Regions from separate parts of the Homo sapiens genome. Here all the other regions are linked to region 3. Evidence: chromatin contacts called from ENCODE Hi-C data. All regions are on one chromosome and are shown on one strand. The core of a region is the stretch at or near the end of the contact, and the rest is flanking DNA. Distances in the headings are between cores, read along the strand shown. Region 1 holds the start of ZFYVE1 (zinc finger FYVE-type containing 1). Region 2 holds the start of SEL1L (SEL1L adaptor subunit of SYVN1 ubiquitin ligase). Region 3 holds the start of SPTLC2 (serine palmitoyltransferase long chain base subunit 2).

Evidence for each region. Hi-C counts contacts between places; a loop is a spot of excess contacts on that map. Pooled maps may share reads with other maps.
Region 1: a pooled map shows a loop between it and region 3 (15-fold over the local background). The contact joins the promoter of ZFYVE1 here to the promoter of SPTLC2 in region 3. A Hi-C loop is called at or near these places in 7 of 50 pooled maps.
Region 2: a loop to region 3 is called in a map of CD8-positive, alpha-beta T cell, with 7 times the contacts of the local background. The contact joins the promoter of SEL1L here to the promoter of SPTLC2 in region 3. A Hi-C loop is called at or near these places in 1 of 168 maps with a recorded cell type or tissue (CD8-positive, alpha-beta T cell) and 8 of 50 pooled maps.

Annotation. Positions count from the first base shown.
Region 1 is chr14:73,025,625-73,029,055 of GRCh38, forward strand. ZFYVE1 (zinc finger FYVE-type containing 1) reads right to left here and starts at 1,482. Exons shown (of 12, transcript NM_021260.4): 1 at 1,302-1,482. RefSeq lists a silencer at 1,185-1,394 and an enhancer at 1,625-1,824.
Region 2 is chr14:81,532,300-81,535,583 of GRCh38, forward strand. SEL1L (SEL1L adaptor subunit of SYVN1 ubiquitin ligase) reads right to left here and starts at 1,554. Exons shown (of 21, transcript NM_005065.6): 1 at 1,376-1,554. The coding sequence starts at 1,445. RefSeq lists an enhancer at 1,342-1,841 and a silencer at 1,558-1,677.
Region 3 is chr14:77,615,249-77,618,960 of GRCh38, forward strand. It overlaps SPTLC2 (serine palmitoyltransferase long chain base subunit 2), which reads right to left and starts at 1,389. Exons shown (of 12, transcript NM_004863.4): 1 at 1,200-1,389. The coding sequence starts at 1,331. RefSeq lists enhancers at 646-855, 1,184-1,716 and silencers at 1,036-1,235, 1,376-1,425, 1,756-1,815.

The DNA of each region.
Region 1 (3,431 bases), core at 232-2,731, 4.6 Mb before region 3:
GGCGGAGGTTGCAGTGAGCCAAGATCTTGCCACTGCACTCCAGCCTGGAAGACAGGGCAAGACTCCCTCAAAAAAAAAAAAAAAAAAAAAAATCTCAAAATTGTGGCTAAAGCTCCTCCTCTTGACAACAAACGCCACCTCTAGGCCCAAGGCATTTAAGAGACTTTGCTGCTCTATTTCCCAGACTGGAATTTTCTGTTCATTCAGATATTAAATTCAGAATCTAAATCACTAAGTGAGTAGTCCTTGGAAGGACAGCCCTCTGCACCCCCACATGCATCCCACAATTGGGAGGAGTGGAGAGGCCTTCACAAAGCTAATGAAAATGTAATAATAAACTTTAGATCTATCAAATACCTGGGCCGACCTGGTTAGCCTTGTAACTGGATTGTTTCAACTCTAGCTAGATGTATATTAAAGACTCAAAACTTAGAAACAATAGTAACAATTTCATCTTTAAAAACAATTTTTTTACACTGTAATTCTTCTGTCCCTTCTTTCACTAACTGAAAAAAAAAAAAAAAAGGAGCAACAGGAGACAATTCCTCTACTTTGACCCATGGCAAAGCCAGGCCTGCAGTGAATCAAAACAAATAATTTTTCTCTTTGTCACTTAAAAACTAACTTAAAAATAACTTCAAAATACGAAAAAAGATAACTGGGGCAAGAAAGGGGCTTTTGTCACTTTGACAATTATATTCCTAATTCCCCCTAGCCTTGACCCGCATTCCAAGGCCCCGACAAGGTGTAAAGCCCTGCCTTTCTGATAGTCACTCCTCCCCTACAGTAATCAATCTATCAACCTTATTTTCAGATAAACAAGGAAGGCGAAGGGAGTGACTAGGGGATCTTATTTACTACAATCTAACCTCAGACATGCCCAGCCAGCTCCCAAAACAGAAACAAAAATCAAACTTGTCACAATTGAGAAAAATATAAAATCAACCTTCAAAAGTACACCTCACGCCCGGCCATGTCAACCAAACATTTTGCCCACTCGGGCCCCCACCTCGACACCTCTCCCCAGCCGGGGGTTCCTCACCCTTCCTTCCACCCGGACACCACCGCCACAACCCGAGGGGCAGGAGCGGAGCCTAAGAACAAAGAAGGTCCCCCAAAATCCCCCCCACGCCGGCAAAACCCGGAGCCGAATCCATTGTTTATACCACCCCACCCCCACCCCCGCCGCACCCGCCCCCCCTTCCTCCCGAGGGCAGCCTGAGCCCCAGGACGATCACTCGCCCCGCGCTGGGCCGTGCCCTCCCCGCCCTGCCCTGCCCGCCGCGGCCCGGGGATCCCACCACTGAGAAGCTCGGCCGCAGCAAGGCGGCGTCGGGGGGCCGCAGGGCGCCAGTGGGGGCAGAGGCTATTCCTCAGGACACCGGCAGATCCATCCTCATCTCCATCTCCGCCACCCTCCTCCTTCGTTGCCTCCCGGGCTTCCTCCTCTCCTGTTGTCAGTTGGGATCAGCTGATCGGAGTGAACTTCTCCCAGCTCGGACTAACAGGAAGGCGTGAGCGGTGCAGCCCAGAAAGGGAGGAGCGAGAGAGGGAGGATCCCGGCGCCAGCAAGGGCGTAGTGCGCACTGCCTCCTGGGAGATGTAGCTCCTCGAGGCGCGCTCTCGCCCCTCATCCCGGAAAGGAAGACTCTGAATGACTACAACTCCCAGTACTGAAGAGGCTGCTCTTGCGAGGAGGCGGTGGGGACAGGCTACGGAGGATTTCGGGACTTGGAGTTTTTGCATTGAGTGTGGTGTCCGCAGGTTTCAGCACGTTCTTTTGGGTTGTAACTGGGGAAGGCATGGTGCTACATTAGAGAACTGATGTAATAATGTCTAGTATAAGTGGGAAATGGTGAGTCAATTAATTTGGATTCAAGTAACCTCTTGCACACCATTCCCTCAGAAACGTGTGAGCACAGACAGTCTCCACCTTCCCAATTTCACTTCGCAAAAACTAAGGAAAAGACCAGAAAAAGTGATAAGAGGATATAGGTACTCTTGGGAAGTTTTTGTTGTTTTTCCCCCCTTGGCAAAGGACAAAATTACAACGAATTTAGTTTTAAGATCTCAGTTGGCTTTATTGCGACTCTAGGATCAGGCAACACTTCATTCCAGAAAGTGGAGTGAATGTTCTGATGAGCTGAGCAGGAGAGGTTGGCTTTGTAGACAGAGAAAAGCTTGAGGAAGCAAAAGCAAAGAACAAAGAGCATATTGGTTTCTTTCTTTCTCTTTCTTGTCATTCTTTTCTTTCCTCTTTCTTCTCTTTTTTTCAGTCTTCTCATGGGACCTTGACATATTGGTCACTTCTAAGCTACTTTCCTTGGAAGGTGAGGACAGAGAGACAGAACAATAGAAAAATAACTGATTAGTTGACATCAGTTACTTCAGGCTACTTCTTTTGTGTAAGGATTACAACAGAGGGAGCTTCATTATCATGCAACATTAAAACAAGCCTGTTTGGGAAACTGGCTGTCCTTATCCCTCTTTCCTGATTTCTCTGAAGGTCAGATAACAACTTAGCTTGGGTTTGGTAACAACTTAGTTTGGATTTGGTGAGGTGAAACTTTAGCATGGGTGACTCCATTTTTATTTTAGCCAGGTCTATTGGGGCCTGGTGCAGGAGTTTAGTCCAAAACAAAGGCCTCCTATCATTTTTACTTAACACCCTTCAAGGGTATTCTCCAAGCCAACCATGAATTTTTTTTCCTACCTATTATTTTTCTGATCTTTCCTTCTATAGTTTCAGAACTTCTCAGGCTGGGCGCGGTAGCGCATGCCTGTAATCCCAGCACTTTGGGAGGTCGAGGTGGACGGATCACCTGAGGTCGGGCGTTCGAGACCAGCCTGACCAACATGGAGAAACTCCATCTCTACTAACAGATACAAAATTAGCCGGGCGTGATGATGCATGCCTGTAATCCCAGCTACTCGGTAGGCTGAGGCAGGAGAATTGCTTGAACCTGGGAGGCAGAGGTTGCAGTAAGCCGAGATCACGCCATGGCACTCCAGCCTGGGCAACAAGAGGGAAACTCTGTCTCAAAAAAAAAAAAAAAAAAAAGCTATTATACTTTCAGAACTTCTCAATTTGAAATTATCTTTGAGGGCCAGGCACGGTGGCTCATGCCTGTAATCCCAGCACTTTGGGAGGCCAAGGAGAGCGGATCATGAGCTCAGGAGTTCAAGACCAGCATGGCCAACATAGTGAAACCTCATCTCTACTAAAAATACAAAACATTAGCTGGGTGTGGTGGTGTGCACCTGTAATCCCAGCTACTCGGGAGGCTGAGGCAGGAGAATCACATGAACCCGGGAGGCAGAGGTTGCAGTGAGCCAAGATCGCACCATTGCACTCCAGCCTGGGCAACAGTGCAAGACTCTGTCTCAAACAAGAAAAAAAAAAAAAGAAAGAAATTTTCTTTGCGTTAGAT
Region 2 (3,284 bases), core at 304-2,803, 3.9 Mb after region 3:
GCTGTTCCAGACCTAAAACCCAATGTTTAACAAACCCATAAGAGGAATTCTGATGCAGGAGGTCCATGGTCCAGCAGGTACTCTACTCATTAAGCTCAACAGCTTCATTTCATGCTTTTTGATCAAATATTAAATAACTGCTAAAAGTGCTTCGAGAGTTAAGTATAGTCTAAAGATCTGGTCATTAACTCAAACCATCACTACTACTGGAGGGAGGGGAGTGGACCTGAAAGAATGATGTTGGCAGTAAAGTAATTAGCATAGGGTTGGTGCTTTTGAAATGGTATCTCAAACCACATCATGGATAGAATTTAGGTTTAAGCCTCTTATTTTAGAAGCAGAATGACGTTATGGCATTGATTTACAACTAGGACAGGTAATTTGGGGATTCAGATAACCATCTGGGAAATTTTCTGTTAAAAAAAAGCTGACATTTATTAAAAAAAGAAAAAGCTGACATTTATACTCCGTGTTGTCCCCCCAAAACGTCAAGCCACAGAACACCTGTCCTGTTAACTGAAACTGATTAAAATTCCAAAGTTTTACTGTACTAATTTTTATTTATCAACACTTAGAAACACGAAGTTTTCATGAACACTCTCAAAATGGAAATTTTCAAATGTAGGCAGATTAAAACATTAAAAAAGGGGGAAAAAAGCAGAACCAGAATAAACATTAGCTAACTGGAAAATCAATTCAAAAGCACACAAATTTCTGTATCTATATAAAACGCATCTTATAAGAACCAAGATTTTCCCAAACATCATAAAATGACTGTCAACAAACATGGGGCAACTCAGAAACACTGTGACAGGTCACCGCTTTCTCAGGAAGGTTTCAAAAAAGTAAAAAGTGGCTACGATGAGATCAAAAGTCTTCGTTTTTAAACAGACAGACCAGGGACCATCTCAGGTGTTAAGCAAACTACTGTCAACATCCTGGTCTGGATGGATCCTCCTCTGCCCCAAAGTGACAGCTCCAGGTTTGTCAATTATTTAACTTACAATTCCCAAGCCCAGAGTTCTAGACCAGACCCTTCCTCTACCCCAGGGTCGAGGAAGCTCCACTCGGGCTCCTGTATCAGGATTCATTCCTTTGGAGTCAATTCCGCGTTCGTGAGAAGAGTCGCGCAAAGTTTGTTACGTGGGAGAGAGGTGTGGGCAGGGTGACCGCCCCTTCTTTTTCCACCCCACTCCACCTTCCTAAATAGCCCCTTTGGCGCAGGCCAAGCAAAGCCAAAGAGCGAGTGACAGCCCAGTGCGAGATGTGCCCAGGGAGAACGGGGTCCCGAGCCTGGAGTCCCCACGGCCCCGCCGGCTGTAGAGGCTGGGGGGCGGAGGCTCTGGGCCTTCAGCCCGAGGGGGCGGATACTGACCCGAGGACGCCGAGGCCAAGCTCAGCAGCACCGCACACAGCAGCAGCGTCAGCCCTATCCGGACCCGCATCCTCCTCTCGGGGCCGGTGCCAACCCCTAGAGCTGTCGCCTTCGCCTCTGCCACCACGGACTCAGCCACCACCGCCGCCTCGCCGCTGCTCTTCCTGCTCTAGTCTCCTTCCTCCGCCCCTTCCCAGGCTTCCCTGACCCAGCGCGCAGCCAATCCCCGCCCGCCGTCGCGGGCTTCTGGTCCAATCACCATGGTCTCCCCGCCCACCCCCATTGCTCCGCCCCGGGGGTCATTCATTGGCCAATCATTGTACGAAGCTCCCACACCAGCTTTCTCGGTTGGACCACGACTCACGGACATGGCCCCAGCTAATTGGTAGCCCCTGGGTTCAACCGGAATCAGCGCGTGAGTCCAAGACTGGGAGAAAGAGGCTCATCCGAGACTACAATTCCCAGAATGCGCTTCATGTGATTAACTCGGGGGGTGCTCTTGGGAAACGTAGTCCATCGTAGGGCAAGATTTACAAGTGCGGGTGACTGTTGAAGTTAGAATTTAACTAACACCTGGGCTAAATATTAACTCAAGGCTATGGATTCACAAGCCTTTTTAAATTGACCCAAAATAAATATTAAGGAATAATTTTAAGAACTTGTAATGTGTTTAGCATCTTTTCCTGTTTTATTTAAAAAATTTAAATTGGGCATAGTGATAAGAGCACTGAGAAAAATGCCACAGCTAGTTGAATTTGAGGTGTTTTTTAAAACTTAGATAAAACAGTACCGTGAAGTACGGAAACCAGGGTGCAACTCAGTACCTGTCCTCCTTTCTCCGACAAAACAAAAGGAAATAAATCCGCTCGGCACAGATTATCTCAATACAGTATTTATTTTCACTAGGTTCACCAGACAATAATCATAAAGAAAATGTGCCAACAGCTTTGAAAAATTATTTTAAACACTTGTCCTCATCCTTCTCCTCTTGTGAGTTGCATTGTTCTCTTCTTTCCTAACTAAAGTCAGGAGACCAGGTTCACGTGTGTGGAGGTAGAGGTGATAGTGATTGCATCGCAGGCACGGAAATACTCTATGTAATAAGCACGAAATCCAGGCATGTTCCAACTGAGTAGCAGAGCAGTGACTTGGTGTGCCTGCCCTTTCTTTTCTCAAACCGTGTCATTCTGCTTTCCCTGTCATCCACCCACAGTCAGCTCTAAGGCCTAGAACCTAGTCCAGCCAAGTGAAGGACTTTGGAAAAGTCTCTGCTGGCCATGTGTCTTAACACTTCTGGGCATTTGTCTTCCTTCCTTTTTTTTTTTGTTTTTTGTTTTTTGTTTTTTGAGATACAGCCTTTTATTTTCAGGAAGATGGTAAAAAACCAACCACTGTTTCTCATTCACATCGGAGGAGATGAAGGAAAGAATTATCTCCTCCAAAAACTTGTCTTTTCAGCTACATCACCATTTCTGTCACTAACAATGTTCCCTCTGAGTTCCTCTGATTATAAATCATAGAGTAAAATCTGGTATATTTTCCTTTCTTTTTCATCTTATTGATAATCAAGTTCTATCAGTTTAAACTATGTAACTTTTAAATTGTTTTATTTTATTATGTACCTCTGTTCTCTTCCTCACTGAAAACTCCCCTAATGGCTTTCATTTTCTCTCACCTGGATGATGCACCTGAGTTCCAGCCATACTCACTGACATCATTCTCCCTTTAACCTGAATCACATATCATGGCCATATTAATTTTCCTTAAACACTGCTTTCATATGCCTATTGAAAATTTTCAATGGCTACACTTTTCACAGAATAAAAAAAATTAGAACTTATTCTACTCACAAAATAGGAACTGTGCTGACAGTTCTACTCTGTTGGGGAAGTACCAGGGAAGAAACTTC
Region 3 (3,712 bases), core at 139-2,638:
TCAGGGGAGGTCAAGTCTGCTTTACTTATTTTTCCCCTCAACTCAGTCTCAATATCTCAACATGACCTGGAAAAATGCTTTATTTTCTGCTTCGCAGCAAACAGTAACAGACCTATCCATCATAACTACTCATCTGGGGAGTAGTTATGTTAAAGCCAAATTAAGATCACCATCCTATCAAACTGCAACAGTCACACTCCCGCTAAAGGGAAACAGAGTACTTTCTAAGCGTTCCTTAATATCTGTACAAGACTTAAACGTATTAAAGTCAACTGCAAAATTATCGCAACACTCTCTTCCAGGAACACCGATCTTGCATCTTTTTAACCAGCTCATCTTTAAAAACACATTTCAACAGAATATCTGTCAGTCCAGACCACTGTAAGGTTGATAATAAGCATTGTCTTGAATTTAGAACTTTTCAAAATATTTTAGAACTGCCTGAACTTGGTTGATGATTCAGCATGGTTAATTAGTATAGAGTCATCGCAAGTCACCACCAGGCTAAACAATCCCCTTGTGTGATAGCACTCGTGTTCAGGAAAGGGTCGAAGGGGCCACCTAATCCAACCTGGAGCCTGGGGTAGAGTCTCACCACCGGCAGAGTTAAGAGAATGATGCTTTCGAGGGACCAGCTTGGATTCCCTGCCAGATCTATGGACCAATGTCCTGGTTGGGGACTGAACGTGGTAGTCCAGAATGTGGTTGGGAGAGGCTGGGTGTGTTTCCATCTGACACCACCGCCTAATTTTCTTTGCTTCTTAAGGACCCCATGGGTGGTTTTCTTTGGACGACTGCAGGACTTTAAAAGGAAGCAATAACCTCAGGGGTTTGAGAAGGGACCCTCCGGAGCCCTTGGGCGGCTCCCACTGGAGTCCGAAGGGCCCCTCATCGCTTCCCCTGGGGACAGCACACACTTCTGGCAGAATGGGGCAGAGAAAAGTACCCGGAGCTCTGAGCAGAACCCAGAGCTCCGGGAGTAAGACCTCCAGGCGCGGAGAGGTGGGGAGCCCCCGAGCCGTCCTTGAGCCTCCAGGCTCGTGGAGGTCGGGCCAGCGGCCGGACACTGCCGCCCACACCTGCGAACGGCGCCCGCCCCGCGGATTGCCCAGCGGATGGCCCGGAGACCTCGCCCCGCCCGGCCGCCCCTCCGCCAGTCCACACCGCCACCCCGGCCCCGCCGCGCGGGCCCCTCGTACCTGGCCGGCGGCGGCTGCGGCTGCGGCTGCAGCGCTGCTCCTCACGTACCCGTTCCGTACTTCCCCGTTCGCCACGCAGCCATTCGCCCGCACCGTGCGGCGGCAGCAGCAGCCTCCGGGCTCCGGCCGCATCTTCCTGGCAGCACCAGGCGCAAGGCAGGCTCTGTAGGCGGTGGCAGCGGCGGCGGCTGCTCCAAGTCCCGCTCCGCACCCCACCCACCTCCCCGAAACCGGAAATGGCTGCAGCGCCGCCGCCAATTCCCGGGCGGGCCTTCACAGAGGGCGGGGCCCTCTCCGCAGAGGACCGGTCTCGGCCAAGGCCACGCAGCGAAGGGAAAAAGCGGCGGGGACCTGCCGAGAGGGATGTGGTCCTGAGGACCGCTGACCAATCTGGAAGAGAAGGAGGCGGACCCCATGCTGCTGCCTGGCCAATCACGGACGAGAGCAAAGCGCCTCGCCGGTGGAGAGGGGGCTTCTCTAGAGGGACTCCAGGGCCTGGCACCTGATTGGAGGCCGCATCCAGGTCCGGGGTAGGGCTTGCCTGTTTAATGGTCCAGACCGAGGAGGAGGCGGAGCCCAGGGAAAAGTAGCCAATTAGAGTGTGAGGAAATAAAAGGGGCTGAGCCGAAGTCTCTAGAGCGGGTTCCCAGGTTCTCCAGGACAGGTGGCGCCCTCTTTGCCCTTGCCTCGTGGGAAGTTTTGGAGTTTATGTCCTAGCCCAAGACAGGCAGCTCGCTTATTTAATTAGCTGATTCCTCTGTGAGTGTTTATAGAATAGATTTTTTGACAATCTCTCATCATTCTTCAATATGCGCCACACATTCACTATTTCTGAATTATTATAAGTAATAATTCAGATGCCTTTTCACGTGCCCTTCACATTTGCCCTTGGCAGGGTTTTCTATACAGTCTCCTTTAAATTAAGTCTTTCCTTCAAAGTTAGAAAACCTGGTCTAATTCCAACTCTGCCAATAACTGGAAGCTAAAACTTGAGCACTGTGTTTAACCACTTTAGAAGCCAAATTCTTTAAAATGGAGTTAATACTTCCTGCTTCATAGACTTACAGCAAGAATTATATCATTAACCCATTATGCACCTCTTATAATACTAGGCTTATAGTAGGAGTATAATAAATATTATTTTCTCACCCTTTTAGTTCCATCTTCCCATGGGGTTAGAAAGCAAGGAAATTGATCTACATTACAATTAGAGACTTTCTGTTATCCATAAAGAATTTAGTATCATAATTGAGAGTATGGACTCTGGAGTCGGTCTGGGTTTTAAATCCTAGCTGCGCCACTTACTAGCTGAGTGACCTCTATGTGTCTTCATCTGTTCAGTGGGGACAATAATAGTTGTCGTGAAGATTGAATAAGTTTATGTATGTAATGTATTTTGTACAGGACCTAGCAATTAGTAAGCATTCATTAAGTGTTGGTTACTAGTAATTGCTAAATGCACCTATGAGAATCCGTGCATTCTTTCCCCACCCTGCAGGAGCTTTAGAAAGGAGGTCCACAAGGTATTGGTTTTGCATGACTTAGGAGCTGAATAATCTAACAGAAGGTGGGATCATTCATCCCACACATCCTATTTGAGTTGACAAACACTATTGATCCCAAAGTGAATATACATCTGTATGTATAAGGCTAAAAAGGAAACATGTGGCTGTGCTTCATGGAGCTTACATTTCAGTGAGAGACAAGATATACACATAGAAAGAAAACAATAGTTAAAGACCAACCTAAGGCTGGAGAGATTAGGCAACAGGAGTTCTGATGAGGGAAGCTGAATGGCAGTGATGAGTCTAACCAGGTAGAAAGTTTTCAGGGCAGGAATCTGGATGGAAGCAGGGCTAAGGGATTTAACTGAAGCTTAGGGAGTGAGCTGAATGACTCTGGAGAAGGCTTGCGAGGAAGATGTGCAATGAGACAGATCTTGGAAGATGAGCGGGACTTGGAGAGCTGGAACTGAGAAGGATGGGGAGGGTGTTCTGAGGAAACCTTCAGAAACTCGGGTGTCGAGTCTAGAAAGATCAAAGCCTCACCTGCAGGCTAAGAGGAGTAAAGGAGTCTGGCTAGATTTGAGGAGTCCTGTTAGCCGATCCCTCCTCAGGGGGCTGGCCCCTTGTCTTGTTCCGCCACTTACTCACTATGTATAGTCTTGGACAAGTAATGCAAACTCAGCCCTGGTTTCCTCACTCATCTTACAAAGTGTGTACCTGTACTACTTACCTTACAGGCTTCTGTGAGCATCAGTGATATACAGATGATCTGATTACTTCACATGCCATTGCTAAATCACAAAAATGATGCTGCAGTAGGCAGTAGGAAACACCCCAGACTCCATGTAAACAGGAAAACAACTCCTTCCAGAAACATAAGCCGCTTAATCATCATTTTACAGTGTTCATATGCAAAGTTCTGTGCTAGGCACCAGGAAGACAACCCTTCTCTTCCTTCAAGATTGCTCAAACCACTTCAACTGTGAAGCCTGTTTTGAACCCCAACCT